2 separate regions of the Homo sapiens genome follow, and region 1 is linked to region 2. Evidence: chromatin loops called from intact Hi-C (ENCODE). Cell type or tissue: Panc1. All regions are shown on one strand. Links, peaks and the distances in the headings refer to the core of each region. The heading gives the core; the rest is flanking DNA.

What was found. Peaks named below come from ENCODE experiments on the same cell type or tissue, not always from the same donor. Only the 100,000 strongest peaks of a DNase experiment are listed, where the experiment ranks them.
Region 1: it touches region 2 in a loop (2.3-fold over the local background); 3 of 110 quality-filtered maps call a loop at or near these places.

Annotation. Positions count from the first base shown.
Region 1 is chr2:224,672,976-224,684,468 of GRCh38, reverse strand. LOC105373910 (a long non-coding RNA gene) reads right to left here and starts at 5,873. Exons shown (of 3, transcript XR_923956.2): 1 at 5,723-5,873. In Panc1, for the core only: no CTCF peak of the experiment used is centred there; DNase peaks (open chromatin) are centred at 4,998, 5,528 and 5,698; H3K4me3 peaks cover 1,437 bases; H3K27ac peaks cover 7,739 bases.
Region 2 is chr2:224,773,902-224,781,901 of GRCh38, reverse strand. DOCK10 (dedicator of cytokinesis 10) reads left to right here. Exons shown (of 56, transcript NM_014689.3): 51 at 3,618-3,764; 52 at 6,787-6,997. Among named protein-coding and RNA genes, the nearest start is that of CCDC195, 62 kb to the right of the region's middle. RefSeq lists an enhancer at 3,190-3,289. In Panc1, for the core only: CTCF peaks have their summits at 3,089 and 3,291 (motif pointing right); a DNase peak (open chromatin) is centred at 3,291; H3K27ac peaks cover 6,292 bases.

The DNA of each region.
Region 1 (11,493 bases), core at 1,539-9,538, 99 kb after region 2:
AGCAAGGAGGAAGTGCCAGGCGCCTTTAAACAACCAGCTCTCGTGTGAACTCAGGGTGAGAACTAACTCATTACTGTGAGGAGGGTACCGAGCCATTCATGAGGGATCTGTCCCTCTCACCCAAAAAATTTATTTTGCTGTTGTATTGGGTTTCTATTGCTGCCATAACAAATCACCACAAACTTAGTAGCTTAAAACAATACAAATTTACTATCTTACTGTTCTGTAAGGCCAAAAATCCAACAAAGGTTTCCCTTGGCAAAAATCAAGGTTTTGGCAGGGTTGCGTTCCTTTCTAAAGACGGGGAGCTTTGGGAGGCTGAGGTGGGCTGACGGCTTGAGTCCAGTAGTTCAAGACCAACCTGGGCAACATAGCAAAACTCCTTAGCTACGAAAAAATACAAAAAATTAGCTGGGTATGGTGGTGTGAGTCTGTGGTCCCAGCTACCCGGGAGACTGAGGTGGGAGTATCGCCTGAGCCTGGGAGGCAAAGGTTGCAGTGAGCCAAGATTGTGCCACTACACTCCAACCTGGGAAACAGACCAAGATTCTGTCTCAAAATAAATAAATAAATAAAGAGTAGCTGGGTGTGGTGGCTCACACCTGTAATCCCAGCACTTTGGGAGGCCAAGGCAGGTGGATCACCTGAGGTCAGGAGTTCAAGACCAGCCTGGCCAACATGGTGAAACCCTGTCTCTACTAAAAATAAAAAAAATTAGCTGGGTGTGGTGGCAGATGTCTGTAATCCCAGCTACTTGGGAGGCTGAGGCACAAGAATGGCTTGAACCCAGGAGGTTGCAATGAGCCAAGATGGTGCCACTGCACTCCAGCCTGGGGTGACAGAGTGAGACTCTGTCTCAAGAAATAAAATAAAATAAATAAAGACTGTGGAGAATTCATTGTCTTGCTTTTTCCTGCTTCTAGAAGTCATCCACATTCCTTAACTCACAGCCTCCTTCCTCTATCTTCAAAGTCAGTAATGGGTGGAGGTCTTACATTACATAATTCTGATCTCCCTTTTGCCTCTCTCTCCTGCTTTTAAGAACCTTTGTGATTACACTGAGTCCACACAAATAATCCAGAATAATCTCCCTATCTCAAGGAGATTTAAGCAAATCTTCAAATTTCCTTTTGTCATATAAAGTAGCATATTCATAGGTTTCAGGAATTCAGATGTGGAAATCTTTGGTAGTACATTATTCTGCCTAGCACAGTGCTTAAGATATATGCATTTTACTCTGTGTAAATTATACCTCAACAAAAAAATAAAGTTTTTCAAAGAGAAAAGAAAAATACCAGGCAGAAATCTTCATAAAAACCCTCAGAATGTCAAGCTTGATGAAGTAATTCATCAAAACAGAAGCCAAACAGAATTCAAACTATTAAAAGTTAATTCATAGCTCACTCAGTAGTCTAACATAAAAAACCAGTCCCTTTAGGAGTAAATCAACTTCCCCAACTTATGTTTTGATTCAGTTGAAGGACATATGCAAAATCTACGTAAAGTGTAATTCAATACGTAAAAATGTTATGATGCCTAAGAACCAATTAATCTGTGATTGTCTCATGTCCCTTCTCATATCTCGTCCCAGAGACTGTTAACTGTTATTTGATAATATGGATCATTTAATTTGTACCTCACTTTGACTTTTAATTGGATAAATGAGCCAAGACATAAATCATTATCTCAATCTTGAAGGTTTTTATATTGATATTTCAGCCAAAAATTGCAATTGAATTGAAAAGTTCATTAGATTTAAATGTTTTTAAAATGCAAAAATATTAGATGGTGGTAAAATAAATGAAAATAGATGCAAAAAATGGTGTCAACCTTATTTTTAATGGTAGTTTAGCTATTGCTTTGTTCACATTAAAATATATTCACAACAGATACTTACTATGTATAATAGATTAGTCGTATTTGCCTAATAAGAAAATAAATACTCCACCATATGGTCTCAGTTACATTTGCACTATTTTGCCAACGTGTATTATCACATTCCCTTGAGGAGAAATAACTCTGTGGATTAAGCTCAGAAAATAATATAAAATGAAAAATTATGCCTCTAGCCCTATTTCAGAGTAATCCTGCTTGCCTGCATGTGCACCTGCTGTCCTGCTAGAGATCTCAGCCATCTGGGTTGTAGCATACCCCTGGGGCTGGATATTGTGCCAAATATCTTTCACTAGAGGCAATATTGCTTCTTTGATGACTATAAGCCATGCTAAACCAGAACATAGGAGTTTTCCAGCTAAGGACACTATCCATGTACACTGTTTGCCAGGCAACTTCTCACCACATTTGAGCAACAGAAATGCATTTTGGTCTTAGAAATTTGGGTAGGAAGGGACTTTTAAGGGCAGGAAATTTAACCCCAGGAAATAAAAATTCAAACACCAATATTGATAGGCAATTCTCAGATAGGAAAAGTCAATGTCTCAATTCATTTAAGCTGTTATAACAAAGTGCCATAAACTGGGTAGCTTACAAACAACAGAATTTATTTCTCTCCATTCTGGAGGCTGGAAAGTCCAAGATCCAGGCACATTCAATGTCTGGTGAGGGCCCATCTCTGGCTCATAGATGGTACTTCTTGCTGTGGCCTCACATGGCAGAAGAGGCCAAGGTCTCTCTGAGGTCTCTTTAAGGGCACAATAAGGGCACAATTCTATTCATGAGGACTCCATTCTTATGCCCTAGTCACCTCCTAAAGGCCCCACTCTATAGTTTGAATGTCCCCTCCCAAACTCATGTTGAAATTTAATTACTATCTTAACAGTATTATGAGGTGAGACCTTTAAGAGGTAATTAGGCCATGAGGGTCTATTTTCATGAATGGATTAATGCCATTATTAGGGTATGGCTTTGTTGTCATGGGAGTGGGTTCCTTATAAAAGAATGAGTTTGGCCCCTTTTGTCTCTCTCTCTCTCTCTCTCTCTCTCTCGCTGTCTTGGATCTTACACCTTCTACCGTGGGATGATGCAGCAAGAAGACCCTTGCTGGAGACCAAGCCCTGGATCTTGGAATTCCCAGCCTTGAAAACGGTAAGAAATTAATTGCTGTTCATTATAAATTACCCAGTCACAGGTATTCTCTTGTAGCAGCAGAAATGGACTACCTCCTTATATCCCACCCCTAATACCATCACTTTGGGGGTTAGGATTTCAATATATGAATTTAGAGGGGGCCAGACATGGTGGCTCATGCCTGTAATCCCAGCACTTTGGGAGGCCGAGGCGGGTGGATCACCTGAGGTCAGGAGTTCAAGACCAGCCTGGCCAACATGGGGAAACCTTGTCTCTACTGAAAATACAAAAATTCGCTGGGTGTGGTGGTGGGCAGTCCCAGCTACTCGGTAGGCTGAGGCAGGAGAATCACTTGAACCCAGGAGGTGGAGGTTATAGTGAGCCTGGATTGTGCCATTGCACTCCAGCACTCCAGCCTGGGCAACAAGAGCGAGACTCTGTCTTAAAAAAATAATAATAATTTAGAGGGAGACACAAACATTCTGATCACAGCAATCACTTTCCCAAAGTCATACTGACACTAAGTAACACAGACAGGGTTTGAATTCAGGCAGTCTGACTCCTGTGGAACTAGCCACTATTTGATGCTGCCTCCCAAGCCACAAAAATCATGGCCATACATGTATCCATCTTAAAATAATTCTTCCTCCATTCTCCACACATTGGTCTGGACAAGGAGGAGAGAGCACAGGGCTCTCTGGGCTTGATGATATCTGCTATAGAAGATCTAATTGCAGACTGACTCTAGGTTGGAGGATCCTCAATAATTGCATGTGTCCCCGAGAATTTCCAGGCCAGTGAGGAAGCTCTAGAGGCATCTCAAGTTCACTTTGATTCAAAAAATAAAAACAAAATCCCGGGAAATACAAACAAAATTCCACTGAAGTGGACCACTAAGTTTCCCCAAGATGAATCCACTCAGCAAAACATGCCAGATTTTGAACACATTGGAAGAACCTACACTTTTGGGACTAGACAGATTTTAAGAAGGATTCAATGAGAGGACTCAGGTGTGTTATCCTCCACAGCTTCTCTTGCTTTCCAAACTGAGGGGCCATATACAGATAGCTAAAAGTACCAAGAATACTCAAAACTGCTGATACAATAGAAACATAGCTTTTGAAAGCCCAAATGTATGTTACAGCCTTATTTATTTATTTATTTATTTATTGATTCATTCATTCATTTTTGAGACAGAATCTTGCTCTGTCACCCAGGCTGGAGTGCAACAGCGCGATCTCGGCTCACTGCAACCTCTGCCTCCCAGGTTCAAGCAATTATCCCACCTCAGCCTCCTGAGTAGCTGGGATTACACGCACCCGCCATCATGCCCGGCTAATTTCTGTATTTTTGTAGAGACGGGGTTTCACCATGTTGGCCAGACTGGTCTTGAACTCCCGACCTCAGGTGATCCACCCTCCTCAGCCTCCCAAAGTGCTGGGATTACAGGAGTGAGCCACCACGCCTGGCCTACAGCCTTATTTTAACAGCAATTTGCCTGTACTAGAGCCAGACATTCAGGGACATACGGTGGTCACCTATCCTTTTCAGAAAGGCCATTTCATTTATTCAGGAAATCTTTTTTTTTTTTTTTTTCAAGGCAGGATCTTGCTCTGCCACGCAAGCTGGTGTGCTGTGGAGTTACCATAGCTAACTGCAGCCTCAACCTCCTAGGCTCAAGAGATCCACCCACCTCAGCCTCTCAAGTAGCTGGGACTACAGGTGTGCACCATCACACCCAGCTAATTTTTAAATTTTTTTGTAGAGAAGGCGTCTCACTTTGTTGCCCAAGCTGGTCTTGAACTCCTGGGCTCAAGTGATCCTCCCACCTTGGCCTTCCAAAATGCTAGAATTACACACGTGAGTCACTGTGCCTGGCCCCAGGAAATCTTAATTTAGCACTCACTATGGGTGAAGTGCTGCAGCCACACAGGGATTACTGCAGTGAACTGGACAGACTGGTCCCTGACTGGCTGGATTTTAGAGTATAGCTGGGGACACAGACAAAGAGATTTCCTAACGAAGCAAGAGATTTAAAAACAAACAGAAACAAACAAACAAAAAACACATAAATACTGGGCACGGTGACTCATGCCTGCAATCCCAGCACTTTGGGAGGCCAAGGTGGGTGGATCCCTTGAGGCCAGGAATTTGAGACCAGCCTGGGCAACATGGTGAAACCCCATCTCTACTAAAAATACAAAAACGTTAGCCAGGTGTTTTAGCACATGCCTGTAATCCCAGCTACTCAGGAGGCTGAAGCACGAGAATTGCTTGAGGCCCGAGAATCACTTGAACCTGGAAGGCAGAGTTTGCAATGAGCCAAGATTGTGCCACTGCACTCCATCCTGGGTGACAGAGTGAGACTCTGTCTATAAACACACACACACACACACACACACACACACACAAATACTACTGTAATAAGTTTTGAGGAAAAAAATCCATTAAGTGCTAAATGGAGAAAAATTAGGTCCAGTTTTAGGAAAGGTTGAAGGGTGAGATGGAGGCAATTTTCAAAGAACCGAGAGTAAAGTCTACAGGGAAATGGAAGAATAATTTACATTCCAGGTGCAAGTAGTCATCCCATCCCCAAACCCACAGAAGCTATTTTCCTACTACCAGGGCCCCTTGATCTTTCACGAGGGAGAATAAATAGTAGGCAAAATCACCCCAGAATAAGATTTTAGCTTACCTTTTTAAGATCTCAGACCAGAACCTTCATCTACACATCTTGACCTCATAAGAAAGTTCAATATAGGGTGAAGAACTGAACCTTCCCAATACCAAGGCTGTAGCCCCAACCCTGTCCCTTCTCAGGGCGTGCCCTGGTTAACTGTGCCTCTGTTCACTTAACAAGGCTGGGTCTCTATAAACTGCAGGCGTTGGATTATAAAGTCCCTTTCATCACTCATGCAGCTAGTGATTAACTGACAATTGCAAGCTTGTGCAACCCCTTAATCTTTTTTATTGCATCACGTAAGCCATGCTATATTATATAGTTTCTCTTTCATATTATTGGCTTTTAAGAGCTTACCCCTGTGGTTTCTGCAAATGGATAAAAGACAGAGCCACTCCAAATGGTTCCTCACTTCCCAAACATCACAAGTAAACAAGTGATCTTTCCATAAATGTCTTACCTTGCAATTGCCCATTACAATTTGTCCTTGGTAGAGAGTTAACCTCTCATTTTCCCACATTATTAATTCCATGTGGCATTTTTTTCCAGTTCTGTTCATGCATTCTCGAGATGCCTCCTTCAAAATTTCATTTTTACCTCATTTTCATTTATTTTCCAGGCTGACTGTACCACCTGTCACTGGCAAATCCAGGGAAGTTTATTCCAAGCTCAGCCCTATAGTACACTGCACGGGCACAGTGGTTTCTCCTCAGCATTTAGAGGCAATTTCCACTAGGTTGTTCTAATTCCCACTGAATGACCCATGTGTTCCAAATTAGGATACACTTTCTTTTTTTTTTTTTTTTTTTTTTTTTTTTTTTTTTTTTGAGACGGAGTCTGGTTCTGTCTCCCAGGCTGGAGTGCAGTGGCACAATCTCGGCTCACTGCAAGCTCCGCCTCCGGGGTTCACGCCATTCTCCTGCCTCAGCCTCCCGAGTAGCTGGGACTACAGGCGCCCGCCACCATGCCCGGCTCATTTTTTGTATTTTTCTTTTTTAGTAGAGATGGGGTTTCACCATGTTAGCCAGGATGGTCTCGACCTCGTGACCTCGTGATCCACCTGCCTCGGCCTCCCAAAGTGCTGGGATTACAGGCGTGAGCCACCGCGCGCAGACAGGACACACTTTTGTCCTAAAAAAAGGAAAATTTTGGCCCGGGCGTGGTGGCTCACGCCTGTAATCCCATCACTTGGGAGGCCACGAGGTCAGCAGATCGAGACCATCCTGTCTAACATTGTGAAACCCCATCTCTACTAAAAATACAAAAAATTAGCTGGGCGTGGTGATGGGCGCCTGTAGTACCAGCTACTCCGGAGGCTGAGGCAGGAGAATGATGGGAACCCAGGAGGCGGAGCCTGCAGTGAGCCGAGATCGTGCCACTCACTCCAGCCTGGGTGGCAAAGCCAGACGCCGTCTCAAAAAAAAAAAAAAAAGGCAAATTTTATCTTTCCATTTATAGTAAGTCAAAAACAGACAAAACTCGGCTACAGTTTTAGAAGTCGGGAGAGTGATTACCTGTGAGCAGGAGGGAGGGGCAGTGACTAGGAGGGGCATGGGGTGGGCTGCTGGCCTCTATAACGTTCTACTGCTTGACCAGAGCAGTGCTCATGGATTTGTCCACTTTGATAAGTCATCAATCTGTCCACTCTTGATTTTTACACCTTCTTTTTTTTTTTTTTCTTTTTTGAAACAGAGTCTCGCTCCATCACCCAGGCTGGAGTGAAGTGGCGCCATCTCGGCTCACTGCAACCTCTGCCTCCTGGGCTCAAGAGATTCTCGTGCCTCAGCCTCCCAAGCAGCTGGGATTACAAACATACGCCACCACGCCTGGCTAATTTTTGTAATTTTTAGTAGAGATGGGGTTTCACCATGTTGGCCAGGATGGGCTCCAACTCCTGGGCTCAAGCGATCTGCCTGCCTCAGCCTCCCAAAGGGCTGGGATTACAGGCGTAAGCCACCGCGCCCAGCCTTTTACACTTTCTTTTATACGTGTTGTCTTTTCATTTAAAAAATATCCATTAAAAAGTCAAAACTGTTCCCTACACTTTATTTAGTAATACAACCAACATAGGTAATTTAGTGGTTAAGAGTGTGGCCTCTGGAGTGAGACTTCCTGGAGCCTAACTCAGTTTCTCCTTTTTATTGCTTTTCTCTTCTGTAAACATAGAGAACATAGCTTTTCTCTTCTGTAAAATGGTAATGACAGTAATACCTACCTCAGAAGGTTGTTCTGAGGATTGAAAGAGTTACTGTCTATTAAGCCATTAAACAATGCTAGGCTCATTGAGGGCAGCGTTTAAATATTCTTTCTCATATAAAGAGGAATGAAACTTTAGTTGTACTCCTAAAGTCTGGAATCATTACCAGACTTCAATCCTGCCTCTGCTACTCCCTAGCTATGTTACCTGTGATGAGTGTCTTGACCTCTTTGTTCCACAGTTTAGCTACCTGTAAAATAGGGGAACTACCTGAATTTGAGGGCAGGTAGAGGTTATAACACGCATAGGACTTAATAGGCCACAGACTATGAAAAAAATTGGGCTTTTGTTCCCCTCAAAGTATAGTGGGAAGCCTTTCAAATGATTTTTTAAAAAATCTTTTGTTTTATATTTTCAAAGATTTTTTTTTTTTTGCTACTATATAGAAAGGAATGAGAAAAAGTAAGTCTGAAGGCAGGTAGACCAGGTAGGAAGGAGTCTAGGTAAGAGGCGAAGGTAGATTTGAACACAGAATTGACAATACCTGCTGATAGCTAGATGGGCATCACAAGGACTCTTAGGTTTCTGGCTTTAACAAGTCTTCATACAAGCTTTTCCCTCTGCTGGGAACTCTCCTCCTCCACTTTTCAGGTAGCTAGTTAATATGGTTTAGCTGTGTCCCCACCCAAATCTCATCTTGAACTATAGTTCCCATAATCTCCACGTGTCATGGGAGGGACCCAGTGGGAGGTAATCGAATCATGGGGGCCGTTACATCCATGCTATTCTCATGATGGTGAGTGAGTTCTTATGAGATCTAATTATTTTATAAGGGGCTTACCCTCTGCCTTCTCCTTGCTCTCCATTCACTCTGCACTTCTCCTTGCTGCCATCATGTGAAGAAGGATATGTTTGTTTCCCCTTCTGCCATGATCGTAAGTTTCCTGAGTCCTCCCCAGCCATGCCGAACTGTGAGTCAATTAAACCTCTTTCCTTTATAAATTATCCAGTCTCAGGGGATGTTCTTATCAGCAGTGTGAGAATGGACTAATACACTAATTTATTCCTACCTTTTAGATCTCAGCTTAAATGCCACTTTATCAGGCAAGCTGGCCCCAAGCAACCTATATGAAGTGAGTACCTCCCACCATTTTTCTTATTTACTTTGTAACTCTTTTCCTAATTCATAATCGTTTGATCTGCTCACCTGTTTTTCTCTGCCTTCACCAGTAGTACCTAAGCCCCAAGAGAGCAGGCACCGTGTCCATCCTGTTCTCCACTCTTTCCCTATTTCCTGGGACCTAAGAGCTCTCAACAAATACTAGATGGATGAAGGATGCATGATTTCCAAACAAGATGATTGTTATTATCTAACAAGAGGGAGGATTAACCCAGTATTTGGCCTATTCTTTTTAATATACTTTGACTTATTAATAGGAAAAGTTATATTATGCTGTGAGTAAATTTGTTCATTCTTATTTTATGTCAATTTTATAATCTTTTCAAACATGCATTCATTAAAAATACTAAACAAAACAAAGTTCTATGTTCTCTTGAGACTTATATTCTTTTTTTTTTTTTTTCTCAGAAATAGGGTCTTACTCTGTTGCCCAGGCTGGAGTGCAGAGGTGTGATCATAGCTCACTGCAGCATCCAACTCCTGGACTTAAGCAATACTCCTACCTCAGCCTCCCAAGTAGCTGGGACTACAGGTACACAACACCACACCTGGCTAATTTTGAGAGGGATGGTAGAACTTGGATGTCACCATGTTGCCCAGGCTGGCCTCAAACTCCTAGCCTCAAGTGATCCTTCCACTTCAGCCTCCCAAGGCATTGAAATTACAGATGTGAGCCACCGAGCTCAGCCCTGAAACTTATATTCTATTGATGAGTCAGACAATGGATATCAGACAAAATAAAGAAGTAAAGTATAGAGCACATTAAAAAGCGATAGGTGGGCTGGGCATGGTGGCTCATGCCTGTAATCCCAGCATTTTGGGAGGGCAAGGCAGGACAATCGCTTGAGGCCAAGAGTTTGAGACCAGGCTGGGCAACATGGTGAGACCCCGTCTCTACAAAAAAATTTAAAAATTCAATAAAAATTGTTAAGTGATAAGAGCTGTGGAAAAAGAAGGAACAGAGTAGGTGTAGTTCATTGCTACATTGGTAGCCCCCAAGGATCCTTACCTAATGGTGTTCATGCCTTTCTGTAGTTTGTCCCTTCCATGTCACCTCAAGCCTTGGTGATATGACTTGCTTTATCCAATGGGAAATTATCAAGCATGATGCAAACAGAGTTTGATAAGTGCTTGGACACTGGGACTTGACCGCTTGGAAAGCTCCTCCTTGGAAGCTATCTACCATGCTACAAAGAAGGCTGGGCTAGACTTGAATCATGAGATACCACGTGGAAAGGGGCCCTGGAGGAGGAGAGCAGCACATCTTGGACACTGCAGGCCCAGCTGAGATCTCGGATTAATACAGTTACAATCAGACCACAAAGCTGGGCCAGCCCTTTTCCCTGTTCTTTCATCTTTTTGGAATATTATTTAGTCTTTAAAAGGAAGGAAGCATGTTGTTACATGCTACAACACAAATGAACCTTGAACACACTATGCTAAGTGAAATAAGCTACTCACAAAAGAACACATACTCTATGATTCCAGCTCTATGAGGTATCTAAAGTAGTCAAATTCACAGACATAGAAAGGAGAGTGTTGGTTACCAGGGGCTAGGAGGAGAAGGCAAAGGGGAGTTATTGTTTAACAAGTAGAGAGTTTTAATTCTCCAGGAAGAAAATGTTCTGGAGATCTGTTTCACAATAATGTAAATATACTTACGACTACTGAAATATGCACTTAAAAACGGTTAAGACAGTACATTTTACGATATGTGTTTTTTCCTACATTTTTTATTTTTTATTTTTTATTATTATTATTATTATTTTGAGACAGAGTCTCACTCTGTTGCCCAGGCTGGAGTGCAGTGGCACGATCTCGGCTCACTGCAACCTCCACCTCCTGGGTTCAAGTGATTCTCCTGCCTCAGCCTCCCTAGTAGCTGTGATTACAGGTGCCCGCCACCACACTCAGCTAATTTTTTGTATTTTTAGTAAAGACAGGGTTTCGCCATGTTGGCCAGGCTGGTCTCGAACTCCTGACCTCAGGTGATCCACCCGTCTCTGCCTCCCAAAGTGCTGGGATTACAGGTGTGAGCCACTGCTCCCAGCCTACTACATTTAAAAAAAAAAAAAAAAAGTGTGGCAGTTACCTATTGCTGCATAACAAACCATCCCAAAGCATGTGGCTTAAAATAGCAGTCATGTATTATTTCTCACAGTGCTGAGACAGCTGTATGGTTCTCCTGAGGTTTTGCCTGGTCCCGTTCATGCTGTATGCTCGGCTGAAAAGCTGGCTGGGCTAGAAGATCCTAGATGACCTCACACACATCTCTGGTGGCGAGCATGGCTGCTTGCTAGGCCACCACTTTACTTTTTTCTATGGCCTCTCCCTCTCCAAAAGAGTAGAACTACTTTCCTACAGAGCAGTCTTAGAACAGTGTTCCAAGAACGTAAGGATTCAGGGTCA
Region 2 (8,000 bases), core at 1-8,000:
GATGATCCAGGGACATTGCAAGATTCTGAAGTACCTGCAAAAGCATCTGAGGAGGAGTCAATGCTTTTAGTTGTCAGTTTATTGAAGTACATTTTTACCATAATGTATTGCCTTAAAGTTTCATAATCCATGCAGTCCTTGTTTAACTAGTGTGTGTTCTTTCTTGACCAGAGCAGAAGAAGGTGTTTACTGCATTGCAAAATGACATTTTAAAAATCAAACTAGCAAGGGAAGTGCAGAGATCACATTTCCCATTGCCTTGAAATGCAGTCAGCTTATAACCTTGGGGCTAAAGCAAAAGAGAAACTGACCCTGGTTTTCATAACTCTGTGTCCCTGTTTGTAAATCATTTATATCATAGACAGAGCTGAAATTGAAGCCTTCCTTCAGATAGTGTCTGTAGCTCAGTGGGCTTTGCTTTGATAGTTTCCCTGGGTATAAGGTAAGCATGCATTCCAAACATTTTCAGAGCTGCCATTTGTCTGGCTTCAAAACTCTTTACAGAAACCCCAGTGGACAGCAGAGTAAATGGTTTATTCTGCTCCTCCATCTCCTTCTTATTCATTTTACAAAACAGGTTTACATTTCCAAGCTCTTTAGAAAAAGGTTCCAATCACCAATTGATCACTTGCCAAAATATTGTAATGAGCTTCAACAGACCTTTTATAATAAGAAAAACTCAGTTGCCCAGGCAAGAGAAGCTGAAAGTATGTATTTTCGAGCACTGAAAACTGAGTTAAGCTGCATAAAAGCCAGAACTCAAATTGCTTTATAGATACAGAGATTTTTCATCATTGTTGTCATCACCACCAGCGTCATGATCATTACCATCCTCAACATAGCTAGCACTCACCAAAGGCCATCTGTTTACCAAGCGCGGTCCTTACAGCCTCCCAGTAAGTAGGTTGCTGAGTCTGAATTTTCCCATCCCACAGCCCAAGGAGGAGGGATGAAAGAAAGTCACAGGTTATGAGCAAGGCCGCAATACATTTTTTTTTTTTTTAGACAGAGTCTCACTGTGTCACCCAGGCTGGAGTGCAGTGGCTCGAACTTGGCTCACTGCAACCTCCGCCTCCTGGATTCAAGCGATTCTCCTGCCTCAGCCTCCTGAGTAGCTGGGACTACAGGCGTGTGTCACCATGCCCAGCTAATTTTTGTATTTTTAGAGAGACGGGGTTTCACTGTGTTGGCCAGGATGGTCTCGATCTCTTGTACTTTGTGATCCGCCCACCTCGGACTCCCAAAGTGCTGGGATTGCAGGCGTGAACCACCGCACCCAGCCGATGATGACAATTTTTACCTGCCTCCCACCACTCATTTTCTGCTCACTCTAGATTCGGAAATTTGTCAGGGGAAAAATTTTACAGTGAAAATGTGTCTTTGTACTAGTTTTCACACTATGGTGAAAAAGAAAAAATCTTTTCCTGAACCTTAGAGACATTTTTCTACTTGAAATTGAAGTTGCAAATGTTGCTTCAGCTTTAGCCCCATGAGGATTCGCCTGAAAGCTTCAGAAGCCTTATTTCTCTGATGTGTCAGTCTGTCAATTGTAGCCACTAACTCCTGACCTTGAATCAGACAAAACTCCACAAAGACAGCAACAGAAAAAAAACATAGCAGGCTGGAAGTCATGTGGGAGTGGAGTCAGACCTCACTACCCCTACAAAGTCTACAGGAATGACAGGAGCTGCTTTACATGCTTTCAACATCATATGACACTTTGTAGCAGTTTGGGGTCAAGGCATTTATAATTACTTGCATTTTGTCTTGAACATTTCTCGAAGAAATTGTTCAATAAAAACATCTTTATTTAAAGCCGTGGACTATTTTCCAGTTATGCCTGGTACACATACGCCTTTTTAAGATGTGTGCCCTTTAAGAACTCTTTCATTCATCTGCTTGTTCAACAAATAGAGTGACCTCCTCCTAAAGACCAGGCATTGTGCTAAACACTGGGCATGCAATGTTGAAGACACATTTCCCACCTTTAGAAAGCCCAAAGTCAATTAGGGAGATGTGCAAGGAAGCAGGTGATTACCTGATTGCCAAGAATTCTGCTATGGAGTAGACCTTGTTCATTGGCTTCTGCAAAGGTACAGCCACAGCCCACTTAGAATAAAAATTACCCTGTTAAAGATGATCCTATTTACATGTATGAAAGTGCTTTTGAAGTATAAAGCATCATACAGATGTGAGTTTAATCAATATTCTTATATTGTCTCACCATGAAAAAATAATAGCACTGGAACACTTTGCCTATGCTTTTTTTAACAATTAATATTTTTAAATAGTCAAAACTGATTTTTTAATATGGGTAAGTTTCCTTTTGACATCCAGTGTCTTCACCCAGACCTCAAAAGGCATTTCCTTATGGGTCAACTCTACAATTAGAAGAAACCAGATATAGCCTGTAATCCCAGCACTTTAGGAGGCCGAGGTGGGTGGATCATCTGAGGTCAAGAGTTTGAGACCAGCCTGGCCAACATGGCGAAACTCCACCTTAATTAAAAACACAAAAATTAGCCGGGCGTGGTGGTACACATCTGCAGTCCCAGCTACTTGGGAGGCCAAAGTAGGAGAATCGCTTGAACCCAGGAGGCAGAGGTTGCAGTGAGCCAAGGTCACACCTCTGCACTCCAGCCTGGGCAACAGAGCAAGACTCTGCCAAAAAAAAAAAAAGAAACCAGATATCCTTGGGTTCTTAACTCCGAACTTAATCTAGTATTCTGAGGCCACATGTATTCCACAGGAAATATGCTTCTGTGTCTCTTCAAAGAGAAGGAATTATAAAGATTGCTTCACTTAGTTATCTGCAGCTAATAGAATCTTCCCTTCCCCCTGCTTCAAACCAGACAAATAAATTAATAGAGGCTAAAACCTACTTGCTCTTGTGGAATAAAAATGATGATATGATTGCTATTTTTAATCCTATAATGTCTTCCTTTTCAAGAATGTAAAAGATCTCTTAGTAAGGTGAATTGCATGATTAAGTTACATATAGGTAAGTTTCAGGAGGTCCCTGAAGTCATGTTGATGTAAAGTTATTTTTTAAATAGCAGTACTTGGGAGCATAACACATGTAATTTCTGTTACGACAACTACATAAAGTGTTGTGGTTTTTCATCTAAGATTATGTGGGATGCACGTCAGCCCATTTAAATAGCTTTACATGCCATACACCATTTCTTATGTTAGTTTCAAAGACTTACAGGAGATCTTATTAAAAATGATACTGACTGCTCTTTGAATGCTGCCAAAAATTGCTCCATATTTCGTGTTCTACCCCAAGCTGCCACAAGAGGGCATTCTTCCCCCAAAATATATGCAAGTAGGTAGTACCATTGAGTTCTACAAATAGAGAAAATAATATTTGTAAGATATTTCATGAGTTTCTTTGGCCTGGCTAGGAAATATTTACATTAATGTCTGATTATAAGATGATACTTTATTTTCTCACTGTGTTTTCTTCTCCGATTTTGAATTTTATAGGGTGTTAACCAATGGATTAGATGACAACCAAAAACTGTATATGTTTTTTAAGTAAATGGCTTTTTGTTTTGCTTTTGATTTATGATTAGCATTGTCTAATAAAATTGGTGGTTCATTATGTTCCATAGGGCTTTTTTGAAGAAGAAGAAGGTAAAGAGTATATTTATAAAGAGCCTAAGCTGACAGGTCTGTCCGAGATTTCCCAAAGATTACTCAAGCTCTATGCAGATAAATTTGGAGCAGACAATGTGAAGATAATCCAGGATTCCAACAAGGTAGAGGAAAATCAGTATTCATGCAAGTGCTAAGAATTGACTGAGTTTTTTATTCTTTAACTACATTAAGTTTTCATTTTCTGCCTGACGATGCAAAGTAAACTACAAAAACGATTTTAGATGTTTTGCTTGTTTGCCTGTTGGTTGGTAATTTGAGGGGAGGAGGGTCAAAAACATTATATGTGTTTATTTGGGTAACTTTTAAAAAGAGCTTAGTAAATTCTCTACGTCTCCATTGGTTATTTGCATTTGAATAGCAATCAAAGCCTGAAAGTAATTGGGCTCAGTGGTGGAATTGGAGAAAACAGCAAGTTGAAAATATTTATTCAGTTAAGGAAGTCTTCCCAGGCGTATTAGTCAGGGTTCTCTAGAGGAACAGGACTAACAGAATAGATGTATATATGAAAGGGAGTTTATTAAGGAGTATTGACTCACACGATCACAGGGTGGAGTCCCACAATAGGCTGTCTGCAAGCTGAGGAGCAAGGAAACCAGTTTTGTGTCCCAAAACATCAAAAGTAGGGAAGTTGACAGTGCAGCCTTCAATCTGTGACTGAAGGCCCAAGAGCCCCTGGCAGATCACTCGTGTAAGTCCAAGAGTCCAAAAGCTGAAGAACTTGGAGTCTGATGTTAGAAGGCAGGAGGCATCCAGCACAGGAGAAAGATGGAGGCCAGGGTCTTAGCCAGTCTAATCCTTCCACATTCCTCTGCCTACTTTTATCCTAGCTGTACTGGCAGCTGATTTGATGGTGCCAACCCAGATTGAGGGCAGGTCTGCCTCTCCCAGTTCACTGACTCAAATGTTAATCTCCTTTAGCGACACCCTCACGGACACACCCAGGAACAATACTTTGCATCCTTCAATCCAATCAGGTTGACATTTAATATTAACCATCACACTACGCCATACTTTACATTACATTACATTACATTAACCTTTGAACATTCAGTTACCTTCCTCTTGGCTCCAGAAAGCAAATACTTACCTCTTCTTTTAGATTACTCAGCATCTTCTTACACACTGTCGTTCAGTTAGCCAACCTCTATCAAATGCCTGCTGAATGCCAAGCCCAGAACTGAGAGATGAGGCGCACAGGGTCTTTTCCTTCTGGAGCTCACAGTTCACATGGGGCTAAGAAGAGAAGGACCTGTGCAAACAGCCAATTAAATAGATTACAATAAAGTGTCACCAGAGAGTCAAAGTCCAAGTTGTACAAGGAAAGCTCAGGGCAGGGACCTTCCTTAACAGCTCATTCTTAGTTGGGCAGCATTACATAGAAGGGATGATGTTTGAGTTAGTTTTCTGGAAGCAAAGGGCATGCTGAGAAGCCCAGCACATGCAATGATGGGGAGGAATGAAAGAGGGAGATATGTTTAGAGAATGGCAGGTCTTTGAAACACAGTTTGGATAGAAGAGTGTGGCAGAAGATGCAGCTGGAAAAGGTGGTTTGTGCCCAATGGCATACAGTTCTATTGGGCTACAGAAGAGTTCTTTTTTTTTTTTTCTGTCCTCTTTTACAAGCTCAAGTTTGGAGGCATCTGGGCATGAAATCCTTGAGTCTGGGCAGAAATTTCTGTGAATGTGTTCATCATTCTCCTTCTTAGCTATAGTCACCTTCCCCAGGAAGGCAGGCAGCTGGAACTACTTTATTAGTGGCTCTCCTAGGTAGAAAGTATACACAGAGTTCCTGGGGCAGCGTGGGGGGATGAGAAAATGCCAAATTTGGTATCAGAACAACTTAAGAATTCATTCCACCATCCCACCACTTATCAGCTGATGATCTTAGAGAAATTAGCTGGTCACTCGAAACCTCTATTTTTGATGTAAAATGGTTACAATTATACCCGCCTTACAGTGTAATTAGTAGTAGCATTACAAAATAAATTCAGGAGGTCCCTCAAATCTCTGGGACTGGATAGGCAGTGGATGGGTAGACAGATGGAGAAAATTGGAAGAAGTTTTAAAATTCTTTGAGGTTTCATTAGAAAAGCTGAGAACTCCAGCTCTTCCAACTCCAAGGGAGAGCAAGTGCAATTTCCTGGATTTTCTTAGTACCCCCAGCCTGTCTTCCTTGCTATTTGTCAAACTCACTCACCAAAGCAGTTTGTTTAAAAAAAAAAAAAAATGCATGGGATGACTTGTTACAGATAAGAGAAGGAACCTGACCTTAAAACTATAAAATTTTGCAATCATGTAATAGGCTTATCAGCTAATCTGCTAAATTAAACAAGGAATCTCCCTCCTCGGCACAAGCCCAAAGCCAGTGGCCTCAGTCTAGATACATGGGTAAAATCATAGAGGGACCAAAAGATATTTTTTAAAAGTTTTCATTTGAATTACTCTCAAGAAGCTTGCATTCTAGGGCTGGGTGCAGTGGCCCTTGGCTCTAATCCCAGCACTTTGGGAGGCCAAGAGGACAGATCTCTTGAGGCCAGGAGTTTGAGACCAGCCTGGCCAACAGAGCATAACCCTCTCTCTACTAAAACTACAAAAATTAGCTAGGTGTGGTGGCACATGCCTGTAATCTCAGCTACTAGAGAAGCTGAGGCAGGAAAATCACTTGAACCCAGGAGGGGGAGGTTGCAGTGAGCCGAGATCGTGCCACTGCACTCCAGCCTAGGAGACAGAGCAAGACCCTGTCTCAAAAAATAATAATAATAATATAAATAAAATGAAAAATAAAAGAAGTTTGCATTCCAGACAAAGGCGATTGAACATTCATTACAGAGAAGAGAGAAAATAAAAGACTAAATAACATGCCACAGCCAGGCACATCTGGAAGAGCCTCACCTACTTGGTATGCTGGCTCTAATTCCACCCCTACAGACCTGGCTGCTCAGCTGCAGTCCAGCCTTTACTCTCTCTGTGATCCTGCCCAGCTCTGAAATGATGTGACTGCCCATTTTTCTCCAAGGGGAGAGGCACAGCCTCCTCTGGATGCAAGCTGAGGGAATGGGAGCTTCCCGCTTTCAGAGCGCTCCAGGGCACACCACTCACTTTGCCCATAATCTGTTAACACAGGTAAACCCCAAGGATTTGGACCCCAAATATGCCTACATCCAGGTGACCTATGTGACGCCGTTCTTTGAGGAAAAGGAAATCGAAGACCGGAAGACAGATTTCGAAATGCACCACAACATCAACCGCTTTGTCTTCGAGACACCCTTCACGCTGTCGGGCAAGAAGCACGGTGGGGTGGCGGAGCAGTGCAAGCGGCGGACGATCCTGACAAGTAGGTGCAGGTAGCCGGGCCACACATGTGGCACCTGTTCCAGCACAGGCCCCTTTATAGGGCTGGATCAGTAGGAATCAAGAGTTATTTCAGTCCTGCAGAGAAGTACCCAACATGTGCTAACTGGGAAATGTTTGCCAAGAAGAGATTTCCATCTCTTTATTCTCCATTAACAGAAGTCAACCAGAGGAGAAATTGTCAAAAGAGTTGCTTTGCATACCTATTCCCTTAAGGTTGTAAGTGTGAAGGGTGATGGGGTCAGTGCCTTGGGAAAGGCACAAGGCACTCTGAACTTTCCTCTCTGAGTCTACCTTCAATTGTTTCAGGGTTAACAGCTCTTATCGTGTGCTTTGGGGAAAGATTCTAAACCACTCTGGGATTCATATTCTTCATCTGTAAAACGAATGCAGATGTCGGTCTCCAATATCCCTCGATGTGCTCTCTAGATCTATGCTGTGAGCTAGTCATCCTTTCATTTCCTCAACACACTTTTAGTGAGGCCCTGCTAGGGGCTGGGCACTGTTCTGGGTACTGGTAATGCAAATGAAACATGATTCTTGCCCTCAAGGTGCTCACAGTCTGGTAGGAGAAAGAGCCAAGTAAGGCAAGAATTTCAGATGAGCGGAGCAGGAGAAATGAAACAAGAGCACCCAGTGGGGGCTCCTAAGGCTGGCTGCAGGGGAGGTGAGCAAGGGCATTCTGGAGGAAATGATCAGTAACCCGCTTTGAGAGCTGGGCCATCCTGGAATAGGCTACAGCCTATCAGTAGCACTGATGTCTAAACTGTGACAAGCGTCTGCCTTCAGTAAATGTATCCAAAACTTTTGAAATAAAAAAGCCACAACAAAGCTATATCAATATATACTACTTGGTATATATTTAGGCATTCTGTATTGTGGGTTAGTGTAGTTTTTATTTGAATTACAAGTTGCTGTGGAAGCTTTAATCTTTTCAGTGTTTAGAAATTCTAAAGGCTGGCCGGGTGCGGTGGCTCACGCCTGTA